Linked DNA regions of Homo sapiens: region 1 is linked to region 2. A link is an interaction called in ENCODE POLR2A ChIA-PET data of the cell type or tissue named here. Cell type or tissue: Panc1. All regions are shown on one strand. Links, peaks and the distances in the headings refer to the core of each region. The heading gives the core; the rest is flanking DNA. Region 1 overlaps PCCA (propionyl-CoA carboxylase subunit alpha). Region 2 holds the start of ZIC5 (Zic family zinc finger 5).

Region 1 (16,173 bases), core at 12,111-16,110, 310 kb before region 2:
ATTACAATGAGGAAAAGAAAGTGAGACAGACACACAGAGGGAAAAAGGAAAAGAAGGAAGGAGGAAGGGAAAGAAAAGAAGGGAAAAAGGAAAGGAAAGAAGAGAGACAGAAAGAACCAAACAAGGAAAGAAGGAAAGAAATGCAAAGGTGTCTTGGATACAAAGATTTCTGAGGCAATGAACCTATTCTTATGATACCATAATGGTAGATACACTTGTCCAAACTCATAGAATGTGTAACACAAAGAGCAACCCTAGTGTAAACTACAGACTTTAGTTAAAAACAATGTATCGCCGGGTGCCCTGGCACGGGGCTATAATCCCAGCACTTTAGGAGACAGAGGCCCCAAGAGTTAGAGACTAGCCTGGGCAACATGGTGAAACCTCGTCTCTACAAAAAATACAAAAATTAGCCAGGCGTGGTGATGCATGCCTGTAGTCCCAGCTACCTGGGCGGCTGGGGTGGCAGGATTGCCTGAGCCCAGGAGTTCAAGGCTGCAATGAGCTAGGATCTCACCACTGCACTCCAGCCTGGGTGGTGGAGTAAGACCCCTCTCTCTAAAAATAAACAAACAAACAAAAAACCCACAATGCATCGATAACGGCTCATCAGTTGTAACAAATGCACCAAACTAATATGAGATGTTAAGTAGAGAAATGGTGTGGCATGAGGGAGGGGCATATGGGAATTCTGTGTACTTAGATTTTCTATAAACCCAAAACTGCTCTAACAAATAAAGTTCGTTTTTAAAATTATGATAAAAACTCCGTCTATCTCTTTCTTAATCAAACAGATTCAATTTTTAAAGGGAAAAAGAAAAGATATATAGAGGAATTGAATAAAACAATCGATAATCTTAAATTTTGATACTCCCTCATAAAATTCTGAAGGTCTACCACAGAAAGATGTTTAAAGTCCTACAATTGTGAAGGTATCAAACGGTTTGCATCTGAGTTAAAATTTCAAATATAAGGGTAACCTTATTTAATCCATCTAAGAATTCAAATACACTACCCACAGGTATCTCTAAAAAATAAATTCTTGATTAAAAAAACCCCCTAACTTTATATAAAACAAATCAAAATAAAGAACTCACTAATCATGAAGCTATGGTAAGATGCTGACAGTGACCATAAAGTGATAAAATACACAAGTAAGATGAAACCTCCAGGAGAGCCATGCCTACAGAAAAGAAAGGAAATGCTACAATCACATAGAACTAATAATAAAACTAGCAAACATGAAGAGTTAGGAAGTAAAGACAGCGGGATTAAATATAAGTATGCCAATTTCCATTACTTTTGTAAAAGAGAAACAATATACTCTTTCAGATTGAAATATGAAGGAAAATGATGACAAAAATATAAATGTTTTTCATAACCATTTTTCTTATTAAGAACATATTTTAGTTCCATGTCACTGGAAGGGAAAAAAAGAACATATTTTAGGAATTAATATATCTGTGGAAAGTTATAAACATTTATCTAATAGTCCAGAGATTCTGTCATTTTAATTTCTTTTTCTTCTGTTAAATATAAATACAATAAGCTAATCTATAGGCTAATTTTTCATATGAAAAATAAAAGTAATGAGAAAGGAATAGTTCTACTAGATACTGTACTATAATATATAGCTATAATACCTAAACCAGTGTGGTGCTAGGAGATGAATAAGCAGAAAAATTAAAAAAAGAAGAGTGAAGTAATAGGTCTGCATACATCTGCAATTTCAGTATGTAATGTAGATAGCACTTCGAATTATTACAGAAAAGACTGATTATTCAATAATTGTTGGAACAATCAGGTAGCCATTGGAAAATAAAATAAAATGAATTCCAAATGAAGTGAAGATTTCACCATTAAAGATGAAATATTTGATGAAAACATGAAAGAAAACAGTTTGATTGCTCATAGAGCACAGAAAGCCTAAGTATGTCACTCCTGAAATCACAAAGAGAAGATTTAAAAATTAAACTGCATACAAATAAAAACTTTCTATACAAGAAGAAAAAACACATACAAAGTTAAAAAGGCAATAGATAAGGAAAAATACCTACAAATCATATCTGTTATGTTTTCATACGAGTATTTGTTAATCCTGCCAAGACATTAAAAAAAAAAAAAAGGTTTCTCCTCCCTTAACTATCCTCCACCTTATCCAGAGAAGCTTCTTCTTTTGGAAAATCAAGCAAAACAACTAAGCCAAGACACATTAAAAAAAAGTTTGAAAAGAAAGCTGTAAGGAAATACAAGGGGAGGGGTTGTTAGATATGAGTTCTAAATTTCGTTTCAAAGAATTAATATGTCAATATGTTCAATTCGTTGCCTTCTACTTTTAAACTTAAGTTCCTCGTAAAGCAACCTTTTTCAGTTACCTACTCCACCCTAACTCATTCCGATCACCTGCTACCTGCTCTGCCCTGACTCCCGCCAAAGCACTCACCCCGTCATTCTCTTTAAATTAGCCAATTGGATTTAGTTTAGCCTCTGCGGTCTAACCCTAGCCAACAGGGGAACAACACAGCAGCAGGGGCCACGTGCGTGAGGGATAAGAACCCCTTCCCCTCCCTTGTCCGAGTGTGTGCTCACCATTGCTCCATCTGTAAGGGCACACCCTTCTATAGAAATAACTTGCCTTGCTGACAATTAAAAAGAAAATTTTATTAAAAATAAAAAGGTTTCTGAATCATAGATCAGTGCAATTGTTTACTCACAGAACATCTTAGTCCCGTTCCTCATACCCCACTTCCCCATGAGGCAGCGTAGTTAATGGCCTGCTTCCCCCCCACACACATGCAGAGGGGTATGCACATCTGGAAAGGAAAGCTCAGACTATTAAAATTAGAGCTTGTAGAAGAGTTGCTGGCATATCTGCCCCTTCTCAACTTTTGGTGGTGGGGAGAGGGAGGGTGAGAGGGTGATGCACTAGTTCCACTAACTGGGCACTGGTCTCTGGGGTAAGAGGCTTGCTTTCAAGTATGGTTACATCACTAACTATGGCGTAACCTGCCCTTCGTATCCCATTCTCCACAAATGAACTTCCATCAGTATATAGGTTAAGGTCAGGATTAGTTAAGGGGACTTCTACGAGATCATCTCGGGCAGCATAAGTCTGGACTATAATTTGTTGGCAGTCATGGTCAATTGGTTCCCCATCCTCTGGGAGAAAAGTGGCAGGGTTGAGGGCCACACACGTGCGTATTTGAAACATGGGTCCTTCAAGGAGGAGCACCTGGTATCTAAGTAGGTGGCTGTCTGATAGCCATAAACTTCCTTTGGCACCTAGTATGCCATTTACATCATGAGTAGTCCAGACAGTGAGATCCTTTCCTTGTATTATTTTGATAGTCTCTGACACTAAGACGGCCACTGCTGCAACTACACTTAAACAGTGAGGCCAGCCTTTTGCTACTACATCAATTTCCTTACTTAGGTATGCCACTGGTGGTGGGGTTGTCCCACGAGTCTGAGTAAGGACTCCAAGAGCTATCCCGGCTCTCTCTGTGACGTATAAAGAGAAGCTTTGTACTGTGGGAAGGCTTAAAGCTGGAGCTTGTACTAGGGCCTGCTTTAAGGTTTTGAAGGCTGTTTCTGCCTCTGATTCCCACCAGAGTATTTGCCCTCTGGGTGTCCTTGATTAGCGTACAGAGTGGCCTGGCTATCTCGCTGTATCCGGGGATCCATAGTCGGCCAAAGCCAGTAATTCCAAGGAACCCCCACAACTGTTTTAATGTCTGAGGGCAAGGATAAGCCAGTATAGGCTGTATTCGTTCCTTGATGAGGGCCCTGGTCCCTTTGGCTAAGATTAGGCCTAGATATTTAACCTGCTGTAGGCAAAGCTGGGGCCTTCGACCTAGACACCTTGTACCCTTGATCAGCTAGAAAGTTCAAGAGATCTAGAGTAGCCTGCTGGCACGAGGCTTCTGAACTGGTAGCCAAAAGTAAATCATCCACATATTGAAGGACCAGAGTGCCTGGACTTGAGAAGTGGCCTAGATCTTGGGCTAGGGCCTGACCAAACCGATGAGGGCTATCCCTAAACCCTTGGGCAAGACCGTCCACCTAAGTTGGGATGTGTGGTCTGTGGGATCCTCAAAGGCAAAGAGGAACTGGGAATCAGAGTGCAGGGAAATATAGAAGAAGACATCCTTGAGGTCCAGAACCGTGAACCATTCTGCTTCCTCTGGTACTTGAGAGAGCAGGGTATAGGGGTTGGGTACAACTGGATATAGTGGAATTACTGCCTCATTGATGAGTCTAAGATCTTCCACTAGTCTCCACTGACCGTTCAGTTTTTGTACTCCTAGAATTGGGGTGTTGCAGGGACTGCTGCATTTCCTCACTAAGCCTTGAGCTTTCAAATGTTTAACAATATTCTGTAATCCTTTATGAGCTTCAGGCCTTAAGGGATATTGCCTTTGATAAGGAAAAGTGGTGGGATCTTTTAACCTGATTTGGACTGGGCAGGCATTTTTTGCCCTTCCAAATTGTCCTTCCAATGCCCAGACTTCAGGGTTGATTCCCTCCTCAAGTAGGGGACAACAAATGGGTAACTTGTTTCTCATATTCATGTAGATAATAGCTCCAGCCTTGGCTAATATATCCCTCCCTAATAAAGGTGTGGGACTTTCAGGCACAACAAGAAAGGCATGTGAAAAGAGCAAAGTCTTCCAATTACAACTGAGGAGGTGGGAGAAATACCTGGTTACAGGCTGTCCCAGGATTCCTCGGATGGTAAGGGACCTTGAGGACAGTCATCCAGGACAGGAGATTAACACTGAGAAGGCCGTGCCAGTGTCCAGGAGGAAGTCAATTTCCTGGCCCTCAATAGTTAAACATACCGGGGGCTCAGTGAGGGTGATGACATGAGCTGGCGCTTGCCCCGGGCACCCTCAGTCCTGTTGTTGGATCATCTGGTTGGGGGCTTCTGACCCAGGGAATCTTCGTCCTCTGGGGCAGTGCACCTTCCAGTGATTGCCTCGGCATAGTGGACATGGACGAGGCGGCAGCCTGTTTCTCATTGGACAATCTTTTTAAAAGTGTCCTAGTAAACCACACTGATAACAAGCCCTACCAGGTGATTGGCCTGCTCCATTTTCTGTCCTCTCTGAACCACCAAGGTTTGTTTGTCTGAGGGCCATGACTAAGGCTGCGGCCTTTCTCTGATCTCGCTTTTCCTTTTGGGCCTGTTCCTCTTGGTCCCTATTATAGAACACCGAGGTTGCCAGGTTTAATAATGCCTCTAGATTTTGTTCAGGGCCCTGGATTGCTTTTCGAGCTTTCTCCTGATATCTGTGGCTGACTGGGTAATAAACTTATCTTTTAGAATCAATTGACCCTCAAGTGATTCGGGTGACAGGGGAGTATATTTTCTTAAGGCCTCCCGTAGCCGCTCGAGGAAGGCAGAAGGATTTTCTTCCTTTCCCTGAGTTATGGCGGACATCATTGAATAATTCATGGGTTTTTTTCTAATTCTCCTTAGTCCTTCTAGAATACAGGTCAACAGATGTTTATGACTCCAGTCCCCATGATCTGAGTCAAGGTCCCAGTGGGGATCCATACTGGGGATGGGTTGCTGACCGGTAGGGAATTTGTCCCTTTCTTCGGCTGTCATTCTATCATTTACTTGACTAAGATACCAGGTATCTCCAAACTCTTGGGCTGCAGCTAAAGCCGCATTCTTTACATTAAAGGCCAAGGTTTGATCTCACAGTAGCATGACGTCTCTCCAAGCGAGGTCGAAGGTTTGCCCTAGACCTTGTAGGACATCTATGTACCTATCAGGATCATCTGAAAACTTCCCCAGGTCTGCCTTGATCTGCTTTAAATCAGAGAGGGAGAAGGGGACATGTACCCGGGTTGGGCCAAATTCCCCTCCCCCTACAGCTTGAAGGGGACATAACCAATAGCCAGGAGGGTTTTGTGGTCCTTTGGAGATTTCTTTGCTTATTTCCTTCTGGGCGGGGGGAGATTAGAGGAGGATTATCATTCATAGGAAGGGGAGCTATAGGGAGGCTAGGATATGGGGGTGAGCTGAGAGGTCCTCCTGTGGGATGTAAATTGCAAGCTTTGCATAGCTGTGTATTCTCCCTCAATGAAAAGAAAGCTTGGACATAAGGTATTCCACTCCATTTGCCTTCCCTCTTACAGAAAAGGTCAAGCTGCAGGATAGTATTGTAATTTGTACTTCCCTCAGGTGGCCATTTTTCCCCATCAGAGAGAAAATATTGGGGCCAAGCCATAGTGCAGCACGGTGGGCTGGCACTGCTGGGGGACCCAGTACAACCTCCACAGCCGCTGGCCCGGGTGCTAAGCCCCTCATTGCCCGGCTGCTCTGAGTGTGGGGCCCGCCAAGCCCACGCCCACCTGGAACTCCAGCTGGCCCGCAAGTGCCGAGCGCAGCCCCAGTTCCAGCTTGCGCCTCTCCCTCCACACCTCCCTGCAAGCTGAGAGAGCCGGCTCTGGCCTTGGCCAGCCCAGAAAGGGGCTCCCACAGTGCAGCGGTGGGCTGAAGGCTCCTCAAGTGCCGCCAAAGTTGGAGCCCAGGCAGAGGAGGCGCCGAGAGCGAGCGAGGGCTCTGAGGACTGCCAGCACGCTGTCACCTCTCACAACTGCCAGGGTCTTTGCTCAGAAAGCACCTGCCCTGTAGCCCTATGAAAATATTCACAAAGCCCCTCCTTTCTGACAATATCACAAAGGGCTAATTTCCCCCAACAATAAGCAAATACCTACACATCAATAAGAAAACCCAAAGGGCAAAGGATCTAATAGTCAATTCACAGAAATATAAATGAATCTATAAAGAAAAATTCATGATAAACAATGAAAACAATATACCATTTTTCACTATCACACAAAGATCAAAAGGCAAAAAACACTTTTGGCCAGGGAGAGAAGAAACAAGCTCTCATTTAAGAGGTAAACTGATAATACTTAACTAATTTATAAAAGCACATATATTCCCAGCAATTCTACTTCTGCACGTGCAAAGTGGATATAAAGGGTCACTCATAATTGCATTATTTGGGATAGCAAAATACTGGAAAAATTATCGATAGAGATCTGGTGAAATTATATGACTGTTACATCCCTATGACAGGTTATTAGAAGTCATTAAAATGAAAAAGATAATGCTTTAAATTAGGCATGGAATACTCCCAAATTAGTATGTTAAAAAAAACAAAGGTTGCTTCAACAGAGGAAAAATAAATGGCTGTGATAAAAGTGTGGTATGGAGAGTAACTTTTCCATTGTAGACTCTTATGAACCACTAGATTTTTTTAAACAAAGTATTATAAATTCTGAGTATTACCATTCAACAAAATAAGAAACTAAAATTATCCCAGCAAATTGCATATATAGTAGTCCCCCCTTATCCTTGGGGGACATGTTCCTAGGTCCCCAGCAAATGCCTGAAACTGTGGATAGTATAGAACATGATTGCTGTCAATTAGAACACTTTTCTATTCATGTCTTATACACACACATTTAATGTCTTTTCCATCTTAAGCACTTATCATGCACTGTGGCCATAACTTTTGAAGTTTGACTTTTGACAGCAAAAGTAGCACAAATTTCTTTTCCTTCTTCACAATGCCACCGACGGAAGATTCATCCTTACCGCAGAGCTTAGCAACCTCAGCACATGACTCTTTTCTTTCCTTATTAAGTCTAGAACTTTCACCTTTTCACTTAAAGGAAGCACTTTATGGCTTCTCTCTGGCATATGTGAATTGCCAGCAACACTACTCTTGTATGCTGGGGCCATTATGAAATAAAGTAGAGGTGACTTGAACATAAGCACTGAGGTATCATACAGTCGATGTGATCACCGAGGCGGATTTTTTTTTCCTTCTGTTTTTTCTTGTTGTTGTTGTTTGTTTGTTTGTTTTTCAGAGACAGGGTCTCGCTCTGTCCAGGCTGGAGTGCAGTGGCACCATCATGTCTCATTGCAGTGAGGTAGCTTCTAAGTGACTCATGGAGAGGGAGTGTCTACAGCATGGAGATGCCAGACAAAGAGAGGATCCACGTACCAGGCAGGATGGAGCAGGATGGTGTGAGATTTCATCACACTACTCAGGATAGTGCACAATCTAACACTTATGAATTGTTTATTTCTAAAGTTTTCCATTTAATATATTTGAAATGAAGTAGACCCTGTGTGTAGCTGAAACTTTGGAAAGGAAAACTATGGATAAGGGGGACTACTAGAATACACTTCAATAAAATAGCATTTTAACAAAATCCTAGTGTCCGTAGAGTAGTTCTCCATCTAGCTGTCCATCTTTCAAATGTGGAGAGAGGTGAGATGAGGGAGAAGTATGGTCAGAGAGGGGAGACAGGTGTGTGTGGTGTGGGTGTGCAGGTAGATACATAGCTCAGTGTTCACTGTGAGAGGTGAACAGAGAACATTCCAAGCAATGGGAGTGGCATGATACAAGGCACAAAGAAGTCAAACTGAAAGGCACCTTCAGGAAAAAGAAAGGAGTCTCTTGCAATTCATACACAGAGATCGGCACTGGCAAGAAACAGGACTCTGGGGGAAAAATCAGGGCTACAAAAAAAAAAGCTTGTGTTGTGATGCAAAAGCATTTAAATTTTATCTTTAAGCAACAGAAAACCAGTGACTTAAAAAAAATAAAGCAAAAATATGTGAAGATAGCAAAGGTAATTCAGTTACATAAACTGTGACCAGATTGAGAACAAAACCAGTCAACGGAACCAACTATTAATGCACCAAACGCGGTGACTTTCTTAGTGTTGCATCTCTTTATGGAGAAACTGTATTGTTATTTCAAATTTCACTCTTAAGAAAATGTAGAAAGTGAAGATGCATTTCTGTTACCAAAAAAAAAAAAAACAAAAACAAAAACAAAACACAGTTCTGAAGCTGGAAAAAGTGAAAGTTCAATCAGGAAATTTCAAAGAAAATAAAAAAAGAACAAAGAAAATTATAGCCCTCTAGTTCAAACTGAAACACTAATTAGAGATAACATATATCTTGGGAGATAAAGAATTTGGTGAATGTGCCTTAAGTATTATAATTTAAGGTTAGTAAAGAAATTTGAAAGAGAATGTCTACTATTAAAAGAACACTTGGGCCAGGCGCGGTGGCTCATGCCTGTAATCCCAGCACTTTGGGAGGTCGATGCAGGTGGATCATGAGGTCAAGAGATCGAGACCATCCTGGCCAACATGGTAAAACCCCATCTCTACTAAAAAAACAAAAATTAGCTAGGCGTGGTGGTATGCGCCTGTAGTCCCAGCTACTCCGGAGGCTGAGGCAGGAGAATTGTTTGAATCTGGGAGGTGGAGGCTGCAGTGAGCCAAGATCGTGCCACTACACTCCAGCCTGGTGACAGAGCAAGACTCCGTCTCAAAAAAAAACAAATTGGATTGTTTAAACAATATCAGAAAGAAATCTTTGGAATATGTAAGAATAGTTTTCTGAACACATATGAAGTCCAAAATTCTTTGTTCATGCTCCCATTTAATTATATCCTCCACATCAAATACCCCCTATCACACAGATACATTCTAAAAAATTAAAATTAACTTATTCTGGTAACTGACAGGATCACAGTCACTGGAAGTAAACCACAAGAGAGAAAAATATGATTAAACACTACATGGGAGACAAATGTCTCAAAGTATGATGTTAAATATCATAGAATGCTATTAAAATAGCACGCTTAACAGCATTAGGTACTATCAGAGCTCTGTTCGTGAACAAGAGCTCTAATCAGTCAGAGACCTTGGGACGTTTGCTAAGCGCAGGTATTAGTGAAATATTTTCTCACAGTGTGGGGCCCAGACCACCGGTGAGAAGTGGGGCAATTTCAGGCCGAACATGGACATGACATTCTATAGCACTGATTCATATCATTATGAGTTAATGATTCACAATTTTTGTCATATTAGATCTGGTAATATGACAAAATCTTTGTGAATTTGATTTTTTTTCTTGAAATATTTTTATAATTTTTTGAGGGTATAGAACATAATTTCCTAGCAAGCTATCCAATACACAAAACATAGGTACTTAGATAGTCTTGACCAACTGCATAGAATTATTCGATAAAAATATCAACTACAGGATGGGCACGGAGGCTCACGCCTGTAATACCAGCACTTTGGTAGGCCCAGGCAGGTGGATCACAAGGTCAAGAAACTGAGACCATCCTGGTCAACGTGGTGAAACCCTGTCTCTACTAAAAATACAAAAATTAGCTGGGCGTAGTGGCACGCACCTATAGTCCCAACTACTCTGGAGGCTAAGGCAGGAGAATTGCCTGAACCCGGGAGGCGGAGGTTTGCAGGCCGAGATCACGCCACTGCACCCCAGCCTGGTGACAGAGTGAGACTCTGTTTAAAAAAAAAAAAAAAATCAACTATCGGGTTTTATACCAGAAACAACCATGGTACAAACTTGAACAAACTTATAACCTGAGATAAATGAGCCAGAAACAAATGGAAAAAAAGATAACACAAGAACAGAATAACAAACTGCCCATTTGTCAATTCCATAAATACTGATAAGTACCTCAATTAAAAAATCTCAGATCTCTTTGGTCTAGAATAGAATACAAATATTTTGCAGTCGTCTCAAATTGTCTTCAGAATCAAATTACAAGCTATTTTTCTCATTATGACAAAATAAAGTCTTCACTTTAACCAAAAACATGATTTCCCAGCTAATAATCTAATTAGACATACTTAGTTATAAAGATACATTTTAATCAAAATCAAATTAACCTTCAAAAGGCAAAATTCTGTCACTTCTAAAGATAGTCACAAAATAAAATATAGGCTACAAAGGTGATTTCAAAGGAAGTATGAGTTTTAAGCAACAACTACTGAGCTACTACCTATAAAATGCTACAAGTATTTACAATACTAGTCTCAAAATGCATCTAGATAGATCACTTTTGCCATACTTAAGGAAAATCAGCCACATTATTTGACAGTTATACTTTACAATGAAAATACAGCAATGTTTTTAACTTTTTACATATAACTTACAGATTAAAATTTTGGTGATTATATTCATGTGAAAATGGTGGGCTGGCACTGAACTTTCCCTCCAAACTCCTTCTAGGGTATACTCTTACACTGCAGAATACAGATGGTTAAAAAGCCTATTCCCAGACTCCCTTACAGCTGAGGTTTCCATGTGACTGCATGAGGTTCTGGATGTGCAAATGCATGAGATTTGGAAAGGAAAAGTGAGATAGCAGTGAGGCACAGACTGTCATTCCACTGCCCGCTCACTGCTTTTGGGGGGTGTTGAGAGTCAGGACACAAACTTATTTAATCTATAGGCATAATGTACCTCTAAAGCCACTCAGCTTGGAACTTGGGCTTATTGGGGACTAGAAAACAACTGGTGGGGAATGGGAGATGGGGGAGGTCTTCTTAAAAACATCACAGGGTAAGAATATAGGAAGGGATCAGCCAAAACCAAGATGAAAACACAGATTTGCAAACCCAACACTCAACACCATTTTTGCCCTAACGTCATTTGCCATTCCAGGAAAAAAGGACTATGAATATAAGCTATACTTTTGGTGGCATCAACAAATCAAAAGCATAACCACGAAGATAAGAGGCCACCAAAGTATCAGTTTATCAAAGAACCTTGATAAACTACCCCCACTTTTAGTGGGCACCATAAAGGAATGCAACCTCAAGATAAGACTGAACTGGAATAAAACCAACCATTCTCTAGAACTGCAACCGGGCTGTGTATCCCCTCAGGAGTTCAAGGAGCCTTACACTTTGAGCTTAGATTGCCGTAGTCACAAATACTACTGTCCATAGGCATGTGGCAGAAAAAAATTTGAAAAATCTCTATAAGAAAGAATCCATCATCTTAGGTTTTGATTAATAACAATTTTTAAAATAACTGTATATGACAGTATAATAACAAGGCCCAACAGGAACTCAACAGCAGAACCAAGAAACAGCATAAAAAGCAGTTAATACAAGTAGTCATAAGACTTCACATGTCAACATTATCAGACATGTACTACAAAACAAATAAGTTAATTATGTTCAAAAAATAAAAGTCAAAATTGAAAATTCAAATAGGAGACAAGAAAAGATAAAAACCAATGAATCATACTTTTAAAAGAACCAAATAGAAATTTCAGAACTGAAATATAAACAATTGAAATCAGGAACTCAATGGGTGATTAATTAATTAAATACAGCATAAGGGAAGGTAAGAAAGACAGAAGAAATTATCCAAAAAAGATGAAAAATATCAAAGAGAGCATAAGAAACATAAGAGATATATTAAGGAGGTCTAAAATGAAAGTTATAGGTTTATTCATCTGTGTATGTGAGATTGTTCCAGAAGTAATAATGGTGGAGAATTTCCAAAAAAAATTAAAAGACATTAATCTACAGACAAAATATTCAATGAATTCCATGTATACATGTACACGAATCAGCAAAAAGTTAAAGGAAATCTAACAAAAACAGAAATTAATAAATGCTACCAAAAGGAAAAATCAATTATGTCCAAATAAGCAGAATGCAGAATGAGTGGGGAAGTCTCACCAGAAACAGTGAAATAATATTTTCAATAAATTGAAAAAAATACTGGCCAAACTAAGATTTCTAATTTTTTTTTTTTTTTTTTTTTTTTTTTTTTTGGTACAGACAAGTTCTCACTATGTTACCCAGACTGATCTTGAACTCCTGGGCTCAAGGGATCCTCCCACCTCAGCCTCCCAAAGCACTGGGATTACAGGGGTGAGCCACGGCCCACAGCCAAGACGTCTAAGAAGAGTAAAAACGCATTTCATGAACAAGGCAACATAAAGTCATTGGCTGTCAACAAAAAGAGATTGTCCCAAGTAAACCTCTAAAAGAAACTACCAGAAACAAAGACAAAGAAAGGTAAATATGTGGGAGGAATGGAATGAATGATGACTAAAATAATAAGAGAAATGGCCTCGGGGGATAATTGTACCCAAGTCAGGAGACAGTAAACGGACTTTAAATGTTCTAAGCTCCCTTGTCAGTCTGGCAGCTCAGGTGAAAAGACACTGTTATCAGTTTTTGATAAATTAAGGATGTGTGTTGTAATGTAGAGGTTCTACCAAAAGATCAGCAGTATTTATAACCCCCAAACTTGTACAGGAAAAAATTAAATGATAAATACTGCAAAAGAAAGAAAAAAAAAGGAAAAAGGCCAGAGATTGGACAAGAAGAAAACATTTTTAAAAATTAGAAATTTAAACTCAAAAATACCAGCATTTCTGTCAACTTTCTAAGGAGCAAATGGTCAAGATACAAGACAAACATATCAAACTGGGCTGAAAAATTATACACTGCTTACAGAGGCACACGTGAACTGTCTTCAAACAGGTAGGTCGAGAGTAAAAGCATGAAGAAAGCCATAGCACGCAAAAGATAACCATCAGGAAAGAGGCAGAAATCCACCTGGAGCCCAGAACATCAGCTTCCCCACGGCTGGGGAGCAGCAGGGCCACTACTGAACTCACCTCAAAGTTCAAGGACACAAGGACGGTCTACCGCCACGGCACAGCGAACAGAAAACAGCCCTCCTGCACCCATGGTAGGGCTAACCAGGGCCCACAGGAGTCTCCCTCTGGGAAAGAGGCACAGGCATGAAGACACGGCTCCCATGAAGCACAGGGTCAGAGGCAAGCCCTCAAGCTCAGGATGAAGCAGGCATGCAGAAATCCCACAAGCGGCCCCTTGGTGCACGTGAGAAAACCACTGCAGGAAGGCTTAAGCTCGACCCAGCTCATGCCTGCAGTGACTCAACACCCCCTCCCCCCCCACCCCCTCCCCCAAGGGCCTAACGGAAGAAGAGTTGACACTGTTTTCAGGCATAAGTATGCCTTCCTCAGTCTCTCCTGTCCTATTCCACCCCTTAGCCATCAGCCCATAATCCCCCCACTCACCCACCCCAGTCCTAGGCAAGTACTAATCTATTTATCTCTGTAGGCCATATGTGTTTTTTGAATGGTGAATTGGACTGAAGAGTGTCGTGTCAAAATTCACATCCACTCACAACCTGTGACTGTGACCTTACTTGAAAACAGGATCTTGGCAGAGGAAATCACGTATGATGAGGCCGTACTAAATGGGAAGGGTCCTGAATCCAATGTGACTAGTGTCCCTACAGAAAACGGGAACCCTGGGCACAGAGATGCACAGAGAGAAGGCAATATGACAACTGAGGCAGGGATTAGAGTTATGCTGCCAAAGCCAAGGAACACCAAGGACTGTCGGCAACACCAGAACCAGGAGAGAGGCATGGAGTGGATTCTCCCTCCAACCCCCCAGGAAGGAACCCACTCGGCTGGAACCTGCATGATAGACTCTGGCCTCCTGAAGTGTACGAGAACAAATTTCTGTTGTGTTAAGCTATAGTTAATGATCATTTGTTATGGTAGTCCTAGCAAACTAACACAAATTCCATAAAACTGGAAATAAACTATCTACAGAAATCTAACAGATAAAGAAATAGTGGCATTTTCTTAGAAAATGTATCATACAGGAGTTCCATGAAATAGCACAAATCTCACAAATGCCATGCTGAAAAAAGAAGCCAGGCACAAAAGAACGAATACTATACGATCCCATTAATATAGTTTTAAAAAACAAACAAAAGTAATAATGCTGCTTAGGTATGCGTAATTCAAAGGAAGAATGATATGAAAACTGAAGGTTCTGAGAAGTCAGTCAGATAGGAGACAGCTCTAGGGAAGATGGAGGGGGAATCAGAATCATTGAGAAGGAGAAGAAAATGAGGCTAGTGTAAAAAGAGCTGGCTGTTTTGTAAATACTTCTAGGCCCAGTTGATGTTTACATTGATTTTTGCTTTATAATAATACATTCAATTATTCACCTGTGTTCTATGTATGTTTCTGTATAGTTCACAATTTAAATGAAAGAAAAAAGGGAAGAAGGAAGGAAATAAAGCCACCGGTTACAACGCCAGTCGCTTCCTGAGATTTGGTTAGAACTAAGGAAGTTATGTCCCCCAAAGCCAACAGTTCCAAGGGCAGCCACTTGATTCTCAACGTCCTCACTGTGGCAGAGGTGCCGGTTCCTCTGGGAGCCTGGCTGAGTGGTACAGCAGTGGGAGTCACCACCGAAGTTCACTCTGGGTACCCTTCCTTCCTCCATCCTTCCAAAGATTTTGCAATCACTGTATCACTTCCTATTTGTAATATCTAGAGTAATTTTTCTTAACAGCACATACACACTGACAAATACAGTTCATCTAGAAAGGTTCAAGAAAAAAACAAAGTGGTATTTCCAACATAAAGTATTAACAGTGACAAAGCAGAGGTCTAGACATTGAACTTTAGAGGGATACTATCCGTCATTCCTAACAGATGTCTTAGCACAAGCATAAAAACTAAATCTTTATTTAACACTTTATGGAGTTAATTTTTTAACATTTATAAAACAAAAAAGGGTGGAGAAGGAAGGGTAAAGTACAGAGGCATGGAGAGGAATAAATAACAGTTGTTGTTACCTGGAGTCTTGTATTCATTTCCAAGAAATAAAAATTCTTCTTAGAGTCCACAAGGAACTCCACGGTCCCAGCAGAGGAATATTTTACTGCTCTGGCAAGAGCTACAGCTTGTTCTCCCATCGCTCTTCGAGTCTCCGCATCCAAAAAAATGCTACATATACAAAAAAATGTTTGTCTACATTTCGGACAAAAATCAAGTTATCTTTTGTGTGCATTACATAAACATTTTCTTAAAGTTTACTCAGATATAGATCATCTATACCAATTTAAGAATTCAAAATATTGTGCTTTATATATGTTTTATAATATATGTTGACTATATTATTAAGCATAACATGCTCAAATAAGTCAACTTTAGATTTGTATAAAACATTTGAACTTTTCACATTACTCTGCAACTTCAATCCATTCACAAAATATATAACTACTCTTCAACTTCTAATATTTAACATATATATTCAGAATTGCTTCGAGCCAAAAACTGGGAGAAAAATAACTTATTAGTATCTAACATACACAATCAATCCTCATTGCTCATGTAGTCCATATTTACAAATCTGCCTACTTGCTGAAATTTATTTGTAACCCCAAAATCAATACTTAAGGCGCTTTCATGGTCCTTTGTGAACAAGTGCAGAGAGGTGAAA
Region 2 (16,173 bases), core at 7,595-11,594:
TGGTTTATGAGAAAACGATAAAAAGGTGAAAGATTATTCTATCAGTAAATAAAAAGCAAAGATATTTCTTGATTTCAAAATAATATTTTATTGGATCAGTTCTAATTGTGGATCAGTCAAAGAAACTGAGGCATACATGTGGACTGTGGACTGGGATCTGGACCGGAAGGAGAAATTCTACTTAAAGGACGGTGCTTATTTAGCGGCTTCTCTCTGCAGAGATGCCGTTTGGCCTGCCCCGCCACTGTATCTCCGAAAGGCAAAAGTTAGAATCGCTGCCCGATCTCCTCTCCCCCGCCCCTACTGTAGATCTAATTGGAAGTGGCAGATCTAGAACCGATGAGTAGTGAGATTACACTTCCATCCAACTCCTTTGAACCATGTTGAAAAGGACTCTCCATGAGATAAAAAGTCGAGGTAAAACGGTTCCTTTGGGGGAAAGACTTATTTTGACTTCACCTGGTGTTTCGCGGAGCCAAATCACTCAAGTTGTCTTGCAACCAATAGACTTTATCTTCTTCACTCCGTCTACTGTCTATGCGCCCTAGGTGAGCGCTAGGCAGGTTGGGTGTCCAAACAAGAAGTTTCTAGCATCACCACTACAGGTAGGACGGGCTATTCACCCTTCTCTCCCAAACAGCAGCCCAGGGCTCTTCCACCCCACAAGAGAGGTGGAGGTAGAGGCAGAAAGTACTTGGGTGCCAGAAGGCACACAGAGAAGTGAGGCCAAGGTTTTTGAAACTGGGACTGCCCCTCGGGGGTCCTCAGCCCCTCACCACCCCGCGCCCTCTGCCCGCGTGCCGGCGCGCGCTCCGCGAGGTGCGTCAAGGAAGAGCGGGGCGCTGCGCGCGCAGGCCAGGCTCAAACTTTCTGCAAGTGCAACTTGGGCATCCCCGGGGAGGCGGGGACGTGTGGCTCCAGCGGAGGAGGGGGCGCGAAGCGAAAGCGCAGGCGGCCGCAAGCACGGGGGCGAATCCCCGCTGGGTCGAGGGCCTGAACGGGAGCCAATCGAGCAGCCGAGGCTACTGCCAATCACGCGGCTCCCTCCAATCCCACCCGTGCCATTTCCAAAATCTCGGTCCCACTGTGCAGCTCAAATGTGGTGTTCACTCTGCCAATCGCTGGAGGATAGAGTGGGAACAGGAATAAGCAGAGTTAAGAGGCCAGGACAAAAGAAGTTAAAGAGCGCCCAATACATACATGTTTTTGAAGGCGGGCAGAGGGAATAAAGTCCCCCCAGTGAGGGTCTATGGGCCTGATTGTGTAGTTCTGATGGAGCCCCCTTTGAGCAAGAGGAACCCGCCAGCGCTGAGATTAGCGGATTTGGCAACGGCTCAGGTCCAGCCGCTTCAGAATATGACAGGCTTCCCGGCGCTGGCCGGCCCGCCCGCCCACTCCCAACTCCGGGCCGCCGTCGCGCACCTCCGCCTGCGGGACCTGGGCGCTGACCCCGGCGTGGCCACCACTCCGCTCGGACCCGAGCACATGGCCCAGGCGAGCACGCTGGGCCTCAGCCCTCCCTCCCAGGCGTTCCCGGCACACCCGGAGGCTCCGGCAGCCGCCGCCCGTGCTGCAGCCTTGGTCGCGCACCCCGGCGCGGGCAGCTACCCCTGCGGCGGGGGCAGCAGTGGCGCGCAGCCCTCCGCGCCCCCGCCCCCAGCCCCTCCTCTTCCTCCCACCCCTTCACCCCCTCCCCCTCCCCCGCCTCCTCCTCCTCCTGCCCTCTCGGGCTACACCACCACCAACAGTGGCGGCGGCGGCAGCAGCGGCAAAGGCCACAGCAGGGACTTCGTCCTCCGGAGGGACCTTTCCGCCACGGCCCCCGCGGCGGCCATGCACGGGGCCCCGCTCGGAGGGGAGCAGCGGTCCGGCACCGGCTCCCCCCAGCACCCGGCCCCGCCTCCCCACTCGGCCGGCATGTTCATCTCCGCCAGCGGCACCTACGCGGGCCCGGACGGCAGCGGCGGCCCGGCGCTCTTCCCCGCGCTGCACGACACGCCGGGGGCCCCAGGCGGCCACCCGCACCCGCTCAACGGCCAGATGCGCCTGGGGCTGGCGGCGGCAGCGGCAGCCGCGGCGGCTGAGCTGTACGGCCGCGCCGAACCGCCCTTCGCGCCGCGCTCTGGGGACGCGCACTACGGGGCGGTTGCGGCCGCAGCGGCGGCCGCCCTGCACGGCTACGGAGCCGTGAACTTAAACCTGAACCTGGCGGCTGCGGCGGCCGCAGCAGCGGCCGGGCCCGGGCCCCACCTGCAGCACCACGCGCCGCCCCCGGCGCCGCCGCCGCCGCCGGCGCCCGCGCAGCACCCGCACCAGCACCACCCCCACCTCCCAGGGGCGGCTGGGGCCTTCCTGCGCTACATGCGGCAGCCAATCAAGCAGGAGCTCATCTGCAAGTGGATCGACCCCGACGAGCTGGCCGGGCTGCCGCCGCCGCCGCCGCCGCCGCCGCCGCCGCCGCCACCGCCCCCGGCCGGCGGCGCCAAGCCCTGCTCCAAAACTTTCGGCACCATGCACGAGCTGGTGAATCACGTCACGGTGGAGCACGTGGGAGGCCCCGAGCAGAGCAGCCACGTCTGCTTCTGGGAGGACTGTCCGCGCGAGGGCAAGCCCTTCAAGGCCAAATACAAGCTCATCAACCACATCCGCGTGCACACCGGCGAGAAGCCCTTTCCCTGCCCTTTCCCCGGCTGCGGCAAGGTCTTCGCGCGCTCCGAGAACCTCAAGATCCACAAGCGTACTCATACAGGTGGGTGTCTGTCCCCGGCCGCGCCGCCGCCGCCGCCACCAGCTCCTGCGCCGCCGCCGCTTCCGCCGCTGCTTCTCCTCCTCCTCCTGCTCGCCTTAATTTTTTTCTCCTTCTGCTGCTTCTCTTCGCATACGTATAACCCGGACATGTGACTTCTTTTTTTTTCTCTCCCCCCCTTTTTTTTTTCTATGAATAAGTAATTCGATAGCACACACAGGCCCCGCGTTGGGTTCCCACACGGCGGAGTCTCCAGCGCGCCCGCAGCCCCTCGGCCGGGACCCGCAACGCGCGCCAGCCGCCGCCGCCGCCACCTCGGAGCAGACGCAGCAGCAGCTGGAGCAGGAAGGCGCCCAGGACGGTCGGCAGTCCCCACCCGCCCGGCCCTGGGAAGTCTGGGAGGGCGATGGAAAGAGAGGCCGGGCCGCCCCGGCAAGCGCCTCTCTTCCCACCGGGTCGTAGGCCCCGCGCAGTCTCCGCGCTCCGAGGACCGGGCGTGGGATTTGCTGCCGGATTTGGGCCGCCCGAGGCAGGCCTTCCGGGAGGGGAAGGGACCCCTCCGGGAAGACAGGAATGCGCTTTCGGAACCCCGGAGACCACTCGCACTCGCCCACCGTGACACACTCTTCACGCACACCTTCTTCTGCGTGCGTCTCCCACAACTTTACACACTCATATCCTCCTGCGCGTGCACCCCATTCCCGCGACACCTGTGTGTCCTCACACTCACATCATTTACACGCCCCACGCGCCCTCTCACACGCAGTATCACACTCGCCCTGGAGGGTGCTGGAGTTGACATCTGCCTTTCTAGAGAAGGTTCTAGTTGTAGGAGGACCCGAGCCTCCCACCATCGGTGAGGCCTACCCTGTCGTGGAATTGGTGGGGAGCCACCGGCGTCGTGGGGACCCTCCCACCCCACCTCAAGCCCTGCCTCTGGGGATCCCACAGCGCTGAGGAGGGCGGCTGCGGCGCGAGGCGGTGGATGGCTCCTGTGGGTCGTGTGCCCCCTTTGAGCGGACCAGCGCGTCGGGCGGAAGCGCTGATGAGCGCGAACGCAGTCGGGATTTATAGGGACAGATACGATTACCCCTCGGAGGACACTTAAGTAACTGGAGTTTACGTTCAGTAATCACTTGGCAGATTTATCGGCGCTGCTGCGGCCAGGAGGTAGCCGCCGGGTCCCACGCTCGGGCCGGGGGCGCTCGGGGCTCTGCGGGGGCAGCAGCGTCGGGGTGGCCCGAGGCGGGAGCCTTGGCTTGGCTCCTGCGGGCCGCCTGATGGCCGGTGGGGAGCACGTTTTCCCAGGAGCCCCTTTTCTCTCTAATCGGGATCAGTCCGCCTTAATGATTTTTCCAGGAAGAAACTTCCCAGGAGGCTCTCGTAAAAACGCCCTGGCCCGCTAAGCCGGCTGCTCGCTCCTGTGCCCAGCACTTCTCGGCAGGGCAGGATCCAGGGACCGTGAAGCCGCTCCCCAGCCCGGCCCCGAAAGGGAACTCCCAAGCGCGGGGCCGCGCGCGGCCTAGGGCCCTTCCCGCCTGCCCAGGCCTCGCGAGGGGAGCGGCCTTCCCTAGGCGGCTGCCGGGAGCTGCGGGCGCAGAAGCCGATCCGGGCCCCCGGCGGGACAGGCCACGCCCTGCGCACTGTCCCCGGTGGCTTCCCGGGGCACGCGCGCGTGCGTGGGGTCGGGGGGGGCGCGGGGGACCCCAGGCGGCGAGGGGACCCGCGGTCATTTGGGTTTTTGGCTCTGCGTCTCGCGGACGGTTGCATTTCCTGCCCCCTCCCGGCGGCCGCGTGGGCCCCACCCGGTGGAGCGTGGGGGTCCCTGCGGGAGGGACGCAGGCGCCTCGGGTTCAGACTCCAACCCGCGCTTGGTGTTTCTGGCGGTCCCTGGGCCGCTCAGCTATTGGACATTGTGTTCTGAGAGGGCCCATCCGGACTTCTTTCCCTCCCTGCCACGCCGCTCTCCCTTTTGGGGGTTATCCGGGATCCCGGAACGGATTGATCAAAGGGACTAATCCCCGGGCCACTTCCGAAGGCCCCTTTCCTGACCCACGTGCCCCCAGTCCCGTTTATAACCGTCCCGCGGGCCCGACTCGCGCTCTCTCGGGAGAGGGAGCTGCTAGGAGCTGGCGGGGTCCGCAAGTAGTTCCTTACTTTCCCACAGGCTCCAGGCTCTCAAACTCTGTAAATAGTTAAATTCTGACGTGACTCGTCTATCAGAATCTTAAATGTAAACACTGAGGTCTCTCAGCCTTTCTAGTTAGGTAGAATTTGCTTATTCCCCTTAGGCCCCCTGAACAACACAGGCCTTTCCATCGCCCTTGCCTTGTTTTCTTCTGTTTTCTCCGTGCACCTCTTCCTTTATTTAACTCTAATGTTCTACCTTTCCTTCCACGACATCTGTCCCTTTCCTGAGTCTAATTGTTCCCCTTTTTCATGTGCAGTGGAGGAGTTAGCAGTGTTCAAAGCGTTTCTTCACAACCCGGGATATGTAGGTTGAACAGAAACGACCATGCTCAAAAACAGCATTGCACCTTCGCGTAGGGTGGATGAGTAAACCCATGTAATTACGCCTCCATATTGAAGAAAGGCTGATTTTAATTTCTTAAAAAGAATATGATGTTAACTTGGTCTTATCTACGACTTAAAGTGTAATGTAGAAATCAGGACAAATCACTGATGTTTTGATAAAAAGGGATTAGCTTTGTTTTTGTTAAAGCTCATCTACAGAGAATTTTTCGAGGTTGTGATTATCATGGGGTTGTTTTTTCTCTCTTTATACATCACTGTAGGAGGCATATTTGAATAATGTCTAATTCTGTTTTTAAACAGTATTTCCAGGTAGGGAAAGTTAAATTCCAGGCATCTGCCTGAATACTCTCAGATGTGCTAGCATACTCTGCCATGGAAGCAGTTATCGTTGGCGAAATATTTTTTAAAAACTCACTACAGTAAAATATCTGCAGAGGGTGTAAGAAAAGTCACCACAGAAATGTATGTACACTAAGCTGAGGCTTAACAGTTTGTTTTTGAAAACAAGTTATCCAAAACAAAAGAAAATGTCATACCTAGTGTATCACCAGAGTAGCTGCTGAAATATGAGAAATTCAACTTTATTTTTAAATTATTTACCTAAAAGAGGAAAATATTAATTCAATAATATGTATGAAATGACTTGTTTAATTATGGACTCAACTCTATCAAGTTCAGAGATACCAAGGGGAGAGGGAAAATTCAGTTAGACTGTTACCTGCTGTCTTCCTTTTCTTGCTGTTTAACACCAAAATGTAGTGTGGCTGAATTTCTCTAGTTGTCTTATTAAGTATTTCCATTTCCTGGACTAGAGGCCTTGTGTTTAAAGGCGTGTTTGTGGGGTGGTTAGGCCAGCTTAAGGAGGTGACAGCCAAAAGACCCTGGCCTTTTTAAATTTTTTTAAGGTCTTTTTGACTAGTAAGCAATGTAGGGAGCTGTGAGAGTAAGTATACTTATGGCATAAAGTAAAGGTAGGTTCTGCTAAGGCTTGTGGTCTTTATTAATGTATGTTAAAGCTCGATCTGCTGTGCTCTTAACTGCCCTGCAAGTAGTGAGGAAAGCTGTAGAATGCAGAGGTCAACAGCCTGTTCTCTGCCCAGCTAGCCCTGTAAAAATCGAGTGGTGGGAGTATGTTTCACAGGTGCCTCTATTTCTAAAGAAAAACATTGTTTTGTTTTACCTCTTTCCCTTTCCCATCTCCACGTTCTCTCCTGATGCCCCTCTCCTTCAATGAAATCCTGGAGAACACTGAAAGGAAATGCCATTATTATAATTTGACTGTACCCCCCAGTTTACTTTTAATTTAGTGTATGTGTTTGCTTTTTTCTCTTTTTCTTATACGCTTACTTCCGCCTGTGGCTTTGGAAGTATCATTTTGTGTTTATTTTGACAGGAGGATCTCCTGCTTGTGTTTTTGAGTGTACAGACCCTGAGGGGAGTGTGTCTGTCGGGGGAGGGGGTCTGCGGGTCCCAGGTGGGTTTCAGTGTTACATTCTGGCCCTTAGCTCAGCACTAGGGATCTCACCCTGATCCCTCTGGGACTGCAGGGCCTGACAGCCTCTCAGGAGCCCAGGTCCAGGCAAAGCCACCAGGTCAGCAGAATCCAGGCCCATCCCTGAAGCATCCCTTCCCTTTTGTGAATTAGGAAGAAGAATTAGGCTGGGAGTTGGTCTCTGGGAGAATAGGAAAAACACAACCTTGGTTCTGCTTCAAGATTTCTGTCAAGAGAGGGGTCTTGGAAAGCCATTGTTGACCTTTCCTGTGTTTCCTTGCAGGGGAAAAGCCTTTCAAATGTGAATTTGATGGCTGTGACAGGAAGTTTGCCAATAGCAGTGATCGGAAGAAACATTCCCATGTCCACACCAGTGACAAGCCCTACTACTGCAAGATTCGAGGCTGTGACAAATCCTACACTCACCCAAGCTCCCTGAGGAAGCACATGAAGATTCACTGCAAGTCCCCGCCACCTTCTCCAGGACCCCTTGGTTACTCATCAGTGGGGACTCCAGTGGGCGCCCCCTTGTCCCCTGTGCTGGACCCAGCCAGGAGTCACTCCAGCACTCTGTCCCCTCAGGTGACCAACCTCAATGAGTGGTACGTTTGCCAGGCCAGTGGGGCCCCCAGCCACCTCCACACCCCTTCCAGCAACGGAACCACCTCTGAGACTGAAGATGAGGAAATTTACGGGAACCCTGAAGTTGTGCGGACGATACATTAGAATTTATTATTAATAATAATAAGTGAAATAATAAGTGGGAGTCCTTGGACCACATCCTAACCTGAGACAATGCCGAGCCTGAGACAAACCCGTGACTCAGACTTGCCACCGGGTCTAATTAGCCCTATTTATTCAGTATGAAACCCTATGGTGTTTGTACATTTAATTAATTTAATTAAGATATTTGGGCTTTTTTTTTTTTTTTTCTTAAAAAACAAACAAAAAACAACCAAGCTGGACTTGTACATTGCAGGAGGATGGGGCTGGGGGCAAATTGTACCAAGGAAAATGAATGGAGAGATTAGTTAATGGCGATACACACTGCCGATGCAATATATATATATATATATATATACATATATATATATATTATTTTTTTTAAAAGGGGGAGAAAAAGAGCATTAAGTCAGAACTTAACACAGCACCAAGGCCCTCTGCATTTCCCAGAGTGCCTCTCAAATGCCTTTGACACCATACCATGGGCTGCTTTTGAGCCTCCTTGTTGGACCCTAATTCTGCCAAGGCCTCTTGATTGTAAACCACACACCTGCTGCATTGCCAACAGATCCTGTTCCGTACCTGTGTCCAAAAACATTTGTAAAAACCCTTTGAGTTTAATATTTGTAATTTTTAATTTCCACTCTTTTATTACTGATCTTAGCTTAATACAATATTTTTATACAGGATTATTTCTTCAGTATCCTACTGTGTGATTTTAAAAAAAGATGCAGCAACCTTAATATATCTCCATATCTTGTGCTACTGTGATTGTTCAAGCAAAAGTGGAGAGAAGAAAAGCTGCTGCAAAAGACAACTGTGAAACTGTGATATTTTATAAAATAGAAGAAATTCAAGTGCTTTCTTTTTCCTATATGTTTTTTTTTTTTTATCTGAATTCTCAGATACTGCCTCCTAACTGTGTCCAAACTTCTTGTGTAATAAAGAGATTCTGTTTTCGATCCTAAGTTCTTTGGGATGCCAACATTCACAGTCAAGTCTTGAGGAGGTGTGATGATGGCATCATGCCTATTTTTTTGGAAAGCTGTTGTTTTTAAAACAGGCCAACACCTCTTTTATACTGTTGTATCAGCCTTTTAAAAAGTCTATTTTTCAATGCCTGAAACTGCATTTTAATGCATTTTCTTCCACCTGAGCACTGAGCACACCAAACTGGAATCCATTTGAAAATGACAGTGTGTGAAGTGTATGATTTACATTAAAAGAGGGGAGGGAGTTGCCATACATATTAAAAATTTTTAAAAGGTTTATAGTTACCACCAAACACTGATGAATGTGTGACCTTTGCCAGAGCTGTCAAGCTAGGATAAAAAAGGTCAAGGACCTAGGACAATAACTCTTAGTCGATTTATTTTCGGTTGGTACAACACATCTCCTGTGCAAAATGTAGTCCATCAGAAACATCCTACAGATACACTAAAGAGCACTAATTTATCCTTAGAGACCCCGAAGACACCCCCTCCCCAGGGTTTGTAGAAATTTGTTTTGTGTGCTGTGAGTGGTTGATGTAGTCTTGTCATTGTTAATAACTTGTATGTGAACACTATTATTTGTACAGTTGAATTAATTTATTTTCAGACATCATCCTTTTTTTTTTTCTTTCCTGGAAGAGTTCAAAGCACACCAAAGAATTATATTATACATTTTGGTGAAAGATTGTCATTTATGATCCATGGTTTATTTAAAAAAAAAAGGAAAGAAAATGGAAAAATATATTTTTAAGCTTACTTGAATGAACAACGTAATGTGAAAACCAAGACTCTTCCTGCATGTCTTTTTTGCATTGTGTTGATAAGATTATATATAGTTTATAGATATATTATATTACTAGTACAGTGCATGGTGCTGTCACTTGGAAAGCCTTTCAATGTTGTCTTCAGATTGTTGTGATGAATATGAAACATGCAGACCCTCCTTTATAAAGAAAAAGACCTTAAAACTTGAATATGAGATAATTTTACATTTTAAAAGTTTATTTGATTTTCATATTATTCACTTTCAAAGCCCTTTCAAATAGAAAAGGTATGAACTTTTGGGGGGATAATTTATGTATCGTAAACTTATTAGAACAAAATATTCCTGATGTATAATGAGTTGTTTTATTTATACAACTTTTTCAATGGTAGTTTGCACTATTCTTTATTATGCTACAGGTTTATTTATTATGAAACAAAGGAATATGTATTTTATGTATTTTACCATGCATAGGTTAACTCTTTGCCACAGATTTATTGGTTCTTGATACACCTAAAATAAAAAAAAATGTGTACCTCCAATAGAGAGCAAGCAAGAATGATTATGAAGTAACAAATTTAATAAAGGTATTCTTGTTATTATTGCTTATGTTTTACATAATGGCATATCTCTCATACAAATAGAACAGGTTGCTAATGGAGTGAATGTCTTCCCTTGGTCTCTTGATTTCTCAGCCTCTCCCCAAGCAATACAATATTTTTGCAGCCTGGTTTAACTTAACAACTTACAAGCTTATCTAGGAAACACAGATATTTATGAAGACTAAGCCTTGCAGGTTATACTTACAGTAGCATAAATCTTTTGGGTTACTGCATTTATTTGTTAAAATAAGTAATATCCTGATTGATTCTAATCAGTGAAAAGCCAAAAAGTGAATTTTAGCATTTCTTTGGTGCCCAGCCTCCAAAAGGAAAAAAAAGAATAAAGAAAATGTGGAGGAAGGGACGGTGAGGCTTCTAGACAAAAAGAAGGTGAAAGCAAAATCAGTCAGGGGCTGAGATAGGTATTGAATGAAATTGAGTAGTGGGCATCAAATGCCTCTTATGGCGTGGGAGATCAAGATGCAATTTTACTGTAGTTTGTTCTGGAAGTTGAGTGGCTATTGGTAATTTAAGCTCAGCATTTTGGGCCAGGTGTGTTGAACAATTAGATTCTTGCATGGCAGCAAAATATTCAAGTGGCTTAAATGCAGGTGTTTGGCTATGCACATTTACAAGGCTGGATGTTTGCTTGTGTTTTTGTTAGCAGATACAAAACTGATAAAAGTCAGATAGTTAAAAGCAACTGCTAGTAATGTCAATAAGCATTTCTCTGAAAGGTTATAGTGGCTTTTAAAAGTCAGGTTTGTTAAATGTAGTAAAGGTGAAACAGGTTGCAAAGAGTTGTTTTAACTCAGATGACAATAACCAGCACACGAAGGAGAAAAACACTCATAAATGAGGGCCCCAATCAATGGGAAAACTTATAGCTCTCTAATGAAGTTTCTTGTGAAAAGAAGGGTGACACAAAGCCACCAAGACATGAATCATTCATGGGAAATATAAAAGATAAAAGATATCTGACAATGAGCAGAACCTTGTATAGAGTGTATAAAACAAGTTTCCCCTTCTTATTTTCTGCTTTAAAACGCACAATCTCCCACTCCCAGCATTCTCTGTCCAGTCTATAGAGTTAAAATTGACCACTGCTCGTACTGCGCCACTTCAAAGTAATTTAGTCCAGAACGGAAGGCTTGGCGCTCGGACAATCTTCATGGTGTGTTAAGATTTCTATGGCAATTGGCAAGCAAGACGTTCCCATCTGAATATGTCTCAAAGAAAGCCACTTATTGACACTAAGTTGGCTATCATCAAAGACTTCATCTTCCCTAGGCAAAACGTGGCCCTTGCAAATACTGTTTAAATCATCTACCTTTGTTTTGCAGGCTAGGAGAATCTTCAAACACACAATTATTTGAAATTTATGTATATATATTTTCCCCATTCAGGATGCTCTTGGTAAAGCTAATGGTCCTAAAATCTAAACTCCATAGAGTTTGAGGGTGGGAATTATATTCTCTTAAGGAGTTGGAGATGGCCACACAAGCATCATAACACTGGGGACAGGAAAAGAGGAGGCCCAACTATCTGCAAACATGTTACACTCTCATAAGTGATCTCTTCCACTTTGGGGAAGGTTTTGGAGACCATTGTGGTTTTACCCACCCAGTAATCTATCATCTGTCATCTCTCTGTCTGTCTATGAAATGGGACAAGAGGTGCTGGCCACTAGTATTTTTAAATCCCAGTTGGGTTAGGAAATCCAGCTCCTGGGGAGGGGGCAGGGGAGACATCTGGTTTCTCAAGTGATCACCTTAAGCCAGCAGAAAAGAAGGCTGATCACAAGGCAAACAAAACAACCCAGCCGCTTATTATTAATGGCACTTTCATCCCCTCACATCACTCCTGGCCTGCCAGTCCACCCACAGTGTAGCAAAACAGGATGCCCAGCCACGGAAGCCTTCCAGGTCTGGAGGCACAGGCAGGCCGGCAGGGGACCCTAGGTGAAACTGCCCTGGGGACCCCAGTACACTTCCCCTCTGTAGACAAAAACTCAGCCCTACACCCACGCACTCCCCGAGCACACATTAACATACACTGCAAGTGCCTAATCAGGCAGGGAGAAGTTCAAAGCCATGTTTTTTTTCTTTTGGAAATTCAAACTACTGCTTCTATGGTCCATCCACGCGGAGCGTCAGGATCGCTGTGGCAGTGGGCAGGGCCAGGGGAGTCGCCGGCAGAGGGGCCACTGTGATTCGAGACAGTCGATGAGACACAGCTGCAGTGACCTTTTTACTTTCATGCCAAGTTACTTCAGTCCACTTGCACCTCATCAGAAATTTTATATATATATACACATATATACACATATATATACACATATATATACATATATACACATATACATATATATACACATATATACATATATATACATATATACACATATATACATATATATACATATATACACACATATATACATATATATATACACATATATACATATATATATATATTCAGCGTTTAAGATTCTTCCATAGAACCTCCTAGCTTGAGAGAAAGGGGAGAGAAAGAATGAAGAAAGGAGGATAGGAGCGGAGGAGAGTCGGGGTGGGGAGTGGGTGATGTTCGAAGGGTGGGGGAGAGGGGCAGGGGCGCCAGAGCCCCAGCTCCTCTTCCTTCCCTCCCCACCTAAGTACTTTTATTTGCAGAGCGATTGTTCTTTGTTTATTTAATACAAGTACTGTGTGAATGGTGAAAAATAAACACGATGAAAAATAACCAAACAGATGATTCCTCCGAGTGAAAAAGCCCGGACTTAATAAAAGTGCGAAGCAGTCACCGCTGAATGAGAAACCCTTTGAAGTGGAACTTATTATAGGAGGAATACTTTGGGGTTGCCTTAACGACGCCGCTGAATCGAAAGCGCTCGCCTTTGTCAGCGATTTGTTCTCCTTTGCTGGGGTGCCCAGAGAAATTACTTACATGGGCTGCCTTAACATGCAGCCTGCAAATCAGTAACTTTGCAGCTCAGACTCGCAGACGCCACTCGGCTGCGGACAAAAAGAGTCAGGGGGGAAACGCACCAACCTTTCACGCCGAGGCTCTGGGGCTGGGGGCGCACGGGCGTGTTGGGGTCGGCAGATAAGAAGTTGTATTACAACGCCCCCCCTCGTCCAGGCTTCCCTCTTCTTCCCTCTGCACCCCCTCGCCAGTCCGGGCTGGGGCTCTGCGGGCCCGGACTCCGCTCGGTGGCAGCGGAGGCCCGGCTCCTCCAGGGCCCACCGGCGAGGGGCGCTCTAGGGCGCGCGGCCGGGCGCGGGACTTTCCCAGCAGCTCGGGCCATATTTAATAAGGGTCGTTCATCACCGAGGCGCTTTGAAGGGTCGCCTCCAGCCCTGTGCCCATTAGAAAGGCGGAGGTGACATTTAAACTCCGTTTTCAAGGATCGCGGGGGGATTTCATTGAAAAGGCAACTCGTTTGTCTTATGAGCCTGGAAACAACCCCCTTCTCGCTCCTTTTGACCACATGGCATAACTCAAAAACAATAGTTCAAAAGTGAAATGGCATCGTGGTGTTCATTCGGAGACAGGCCCCCATCTAGCACCAGAGAAAAGGGGTAGTCCGCAAGACAATGTGCTTTTTGTGTCCGACTCTGTCACAAGGATTGTGTTGTTTGCTTTGGAGGCTGCGCCTGTTATACTTTCCTGAAAGTGCTTGTGTTAAACAAGAGTTATAAGTCATCCAAAACAACAAACATTTTGATTTTCTTTGCCTAAAGGGCTTTCCCTGGCTATGGGCACCGTGAAAAAATAATGTCCTTGCTGAGAAAGGAACACCAGTAGTAGCATTACAAGCGGGCGCATTAAATATTGAATGACACGGGAAAAAGAGCTTGTCGAGGGGCACTCAGCCTTAAAGTCTTTCTTCAACTTTGTCTTCGGTGGCTGCTGGACTATTTAAGATGGTATTAATTAAGGCAGCTTCGGATGCTGCCCAGCCGGCCGGCCCCTCGGCCGCGCTCGGTCAATGGGCCTGTGCCCCCGCGCTCTGCTCACGCGTTGGCTGAGCCGAGTGCAAATGTCACTTCTCATTTGGAGGCTGAAGAGAAGTGCCCATCCTACATTAAGGGCAGCAGGGATGCAGTCAGCAGCAGGCGTTAAAGGAATACGAGGGACTGCGGTGAGGGGAGGGAAGGCGGGAACAAAATGGGAACAGCTGCCCGGGGCGGGGTCGAGAGAGTGCCCCAAGCACAGCTTTTGGCACATTTTGGAGAGCGCCGCTGGCAAACCGGGGCCAAGCGGGACTCGCTGGGTTGGAAGACCCCCTCTCTTTCGTCGTTCCTGCGTGGGGAAAATGAAAACTCTAGCTCTGCACAAATCCATTAGGCAGGCTGGCGGGGCGTTATTTTACAAAGGGACTCGCTTCTACAAAGAAAGACAAAAGCTTGGTGCAAACAGGCGTCTTGACTGACTTCCACCTCTCCCTACGGTCCCCTTCACAGATCACAAACAAATAAAGCCCAAAGGACCTCAGCCAAGGATCTCCAGATCCAATTTTACAGATGGCGAAACTGAGACCTCAAGCAAGACTCAAATTGATTTTTGTCAATATTCCCCGAAGTCAGAGGTTGAGACCCTCTTTGAGACCAAAGATCCAGGCGGGAGTGGAGTTCTCTTTAAAGTCGCCAACAACCACGCCAAAATGTCCCTTTCCCCTGCCCCCCATTGCAAGTGTTTGATTCAAAGTCAAATGGAAATTGGTTTCAGCAGTTGAAAATTCCTAACATAAAAAAAGGAATGAAGCTTACTGCCAACTGACTGTGGCATAAATGAAATGCATGCTCTGAGAAACTCTGTTAACTATCAGTTCTTGATGAAGAGAGACAAGATTTGGCTGGGCAGAGGGGGCAGGGCATCCCGGCAGATTGATTTCTGCAGCCAGAAGCCCAACAGGCGCCCCCGTCTCCCTATGTGGCGTTTCACCTGGATGTGGGCCTTCTCTTTTACCACACGACCCCTTGTAGGTGGGGGGAGATGCAGTAAAATGCCCTCCCCACCCCCACCCCCGTGTGTGTGTGTGTGTGTGTGTGTGTGTGTGTGTGTGTGTGTGTGGTTAGCACCCTTAGCTTTTGATCCATTTGCAATGTCTGATTCTCCATCTTAAAATGTGTCCATTCAGGGCTCCCTCTGGCCTTTTGGATAAGGGGCGGGTCATGTTTCCACCAAGAGCCATGTTGCAGGAGAACTAGTCCCTACCCTTCCTGCAGAGACTGGAATCTGAGCGCAATGGGTGGCCGGAGAGCTCGCATTCAGACAGCCCTGAGATGCGGGCCTGGGGCCCTACGCCCCATTGGCAGCTGGAGGCGTCGCTCTGGGGCCAAGGAACGCCTGGCCGGGTCAGGACGCGGGCAGAGGTGGGCGGTGGGGCAGCGAGAGAGGGCCGCGCCAGAGCAGCCCACTCCCGCACAGCCTAGGACTGGAGTTCCCAGGCCCAACCGCCTACCTGAGTGATCTGTTTTGCACATCTTTCCTCATTCCTCTTCTCTGCTGTCCCTACCTCCTCTACTTTTTTGCATGAACAGGGCCCAGGCCAGGATAACGGATGCAGAAAGATGGCCTTTTGGCCCGGAACGCACTCTCTCTCGTACGCATACACCCACCTCCCTACCACCCCCCCCACACACACGCTCACGCGCAATTCAACCCCCCCAGCCCAGCCCCAGCCAGTGCACTGGGCACACGCTCGGGATCCAGGCACCTTGCCAAGAGCTCGCGAGCACCCTGCGTGGCACACTGGTTGGAGTTCCTGCACGAAGTGGCGGGGGTGGAGTGAGGAGGGAGGGGTGGGCGGCGGTGCACGCCGCCGACTGCTGGCGGTGAGCACAAGTTCAGTGCTCAACTTCCCGCTCTTAACGAGACCCGGGATCCCTTTGGAGAGGCCCTCGGGAGCTGGCGACAGGGCTGGGAGTGGCGTGGGTAAGCTGGCCGGCGCGGGGCGCGGGCGGCGGGGCACAAGGGCGCTACAAGAAGAGGGCGCGAGGGTGCCCGCGGCCAGCCGGGCGCTCCGAGAAGTCAGCGCGAGCAGCTGTGACTTCACCTATTAGCCCCGATGTCTTTCCGAGGAGCCTGGTGGAGTTAAACAGCCCACAATGGGCGCTCTGGGGCGCCTCCAGCCTGACCTCCACCCGGGTTTAATAGTTTCATAGGAACTTCATTAAATCAATTACTTAGTGAGCACATCATCATTTATTTGTAATTAGCAGCGAGGAGCGCGTTCTCTCCCCCAGCCCGCGGCCCGGGTCCCAGCGGGGTTGACTAGTTGTGCAAGCACTTTTGTTTGCTCGAGTGTTGACTCC

The links. ChIA-PET counts read pairs that join two places held together with the same protein. Peaks named below come from ENCODE experiments on the same cell type or tissue, not always from the same donor. Only the 100,000 strongest peaks of a DNase experiment are listed, where the experiment ranks them.
Region 1: POLR2A ChIA-PET joins it to region 2 with 7 read pairs; 2 of 35 experiments call an interaction of 5 or more read pairs at or near these places.

What each region holds. Positions count from the first base shown.
Region 1 is chr13:100,272,700-100,288,872 of GRCh38, reverse strand. PCCA (propionyl-CoA carboxylase subunit alpha) reads right to left here. Exons shown (of 24, transcript NM_000282.4): 12 at 15,527-15,677. Among named protein-coding and RNA genes, the nearest start is that of PCCA, 190 kb to the right of the region's middle. In Panc1, for the core only: no CTCF peak of the experiment used is centred there; no DNase peak of the experiment used is centred there.
Region 2 is chr13:99,956,703-99,972,875 of GRCh38, reverse strand. ZIC5 (Zic family zinc finger 5) reads left to right here and starts at 1,109. Exons shown (of 2, transcript NM_033132.5): 1 at 1,109-2,749; 2 at 7,057-9,912. The coding sequence starts at 1,273. The coding sequence ends at 7,499. It overlaps CLYBL-AS3 (CLYBL antisense RNA 3), which reads left to right and starts at 15,711. Exons shown (of 5, transcript NR_120421.1): 1 at 15,711-15,793. RefSeq lists enhancers at 14,681-15,655, 15,656-16,173. In Panc1, for the core only: no CTCF peak of the experiment used is centred there; no DNase peak of the experiment used is centred there; H3K27ac peaks cover 501 bases.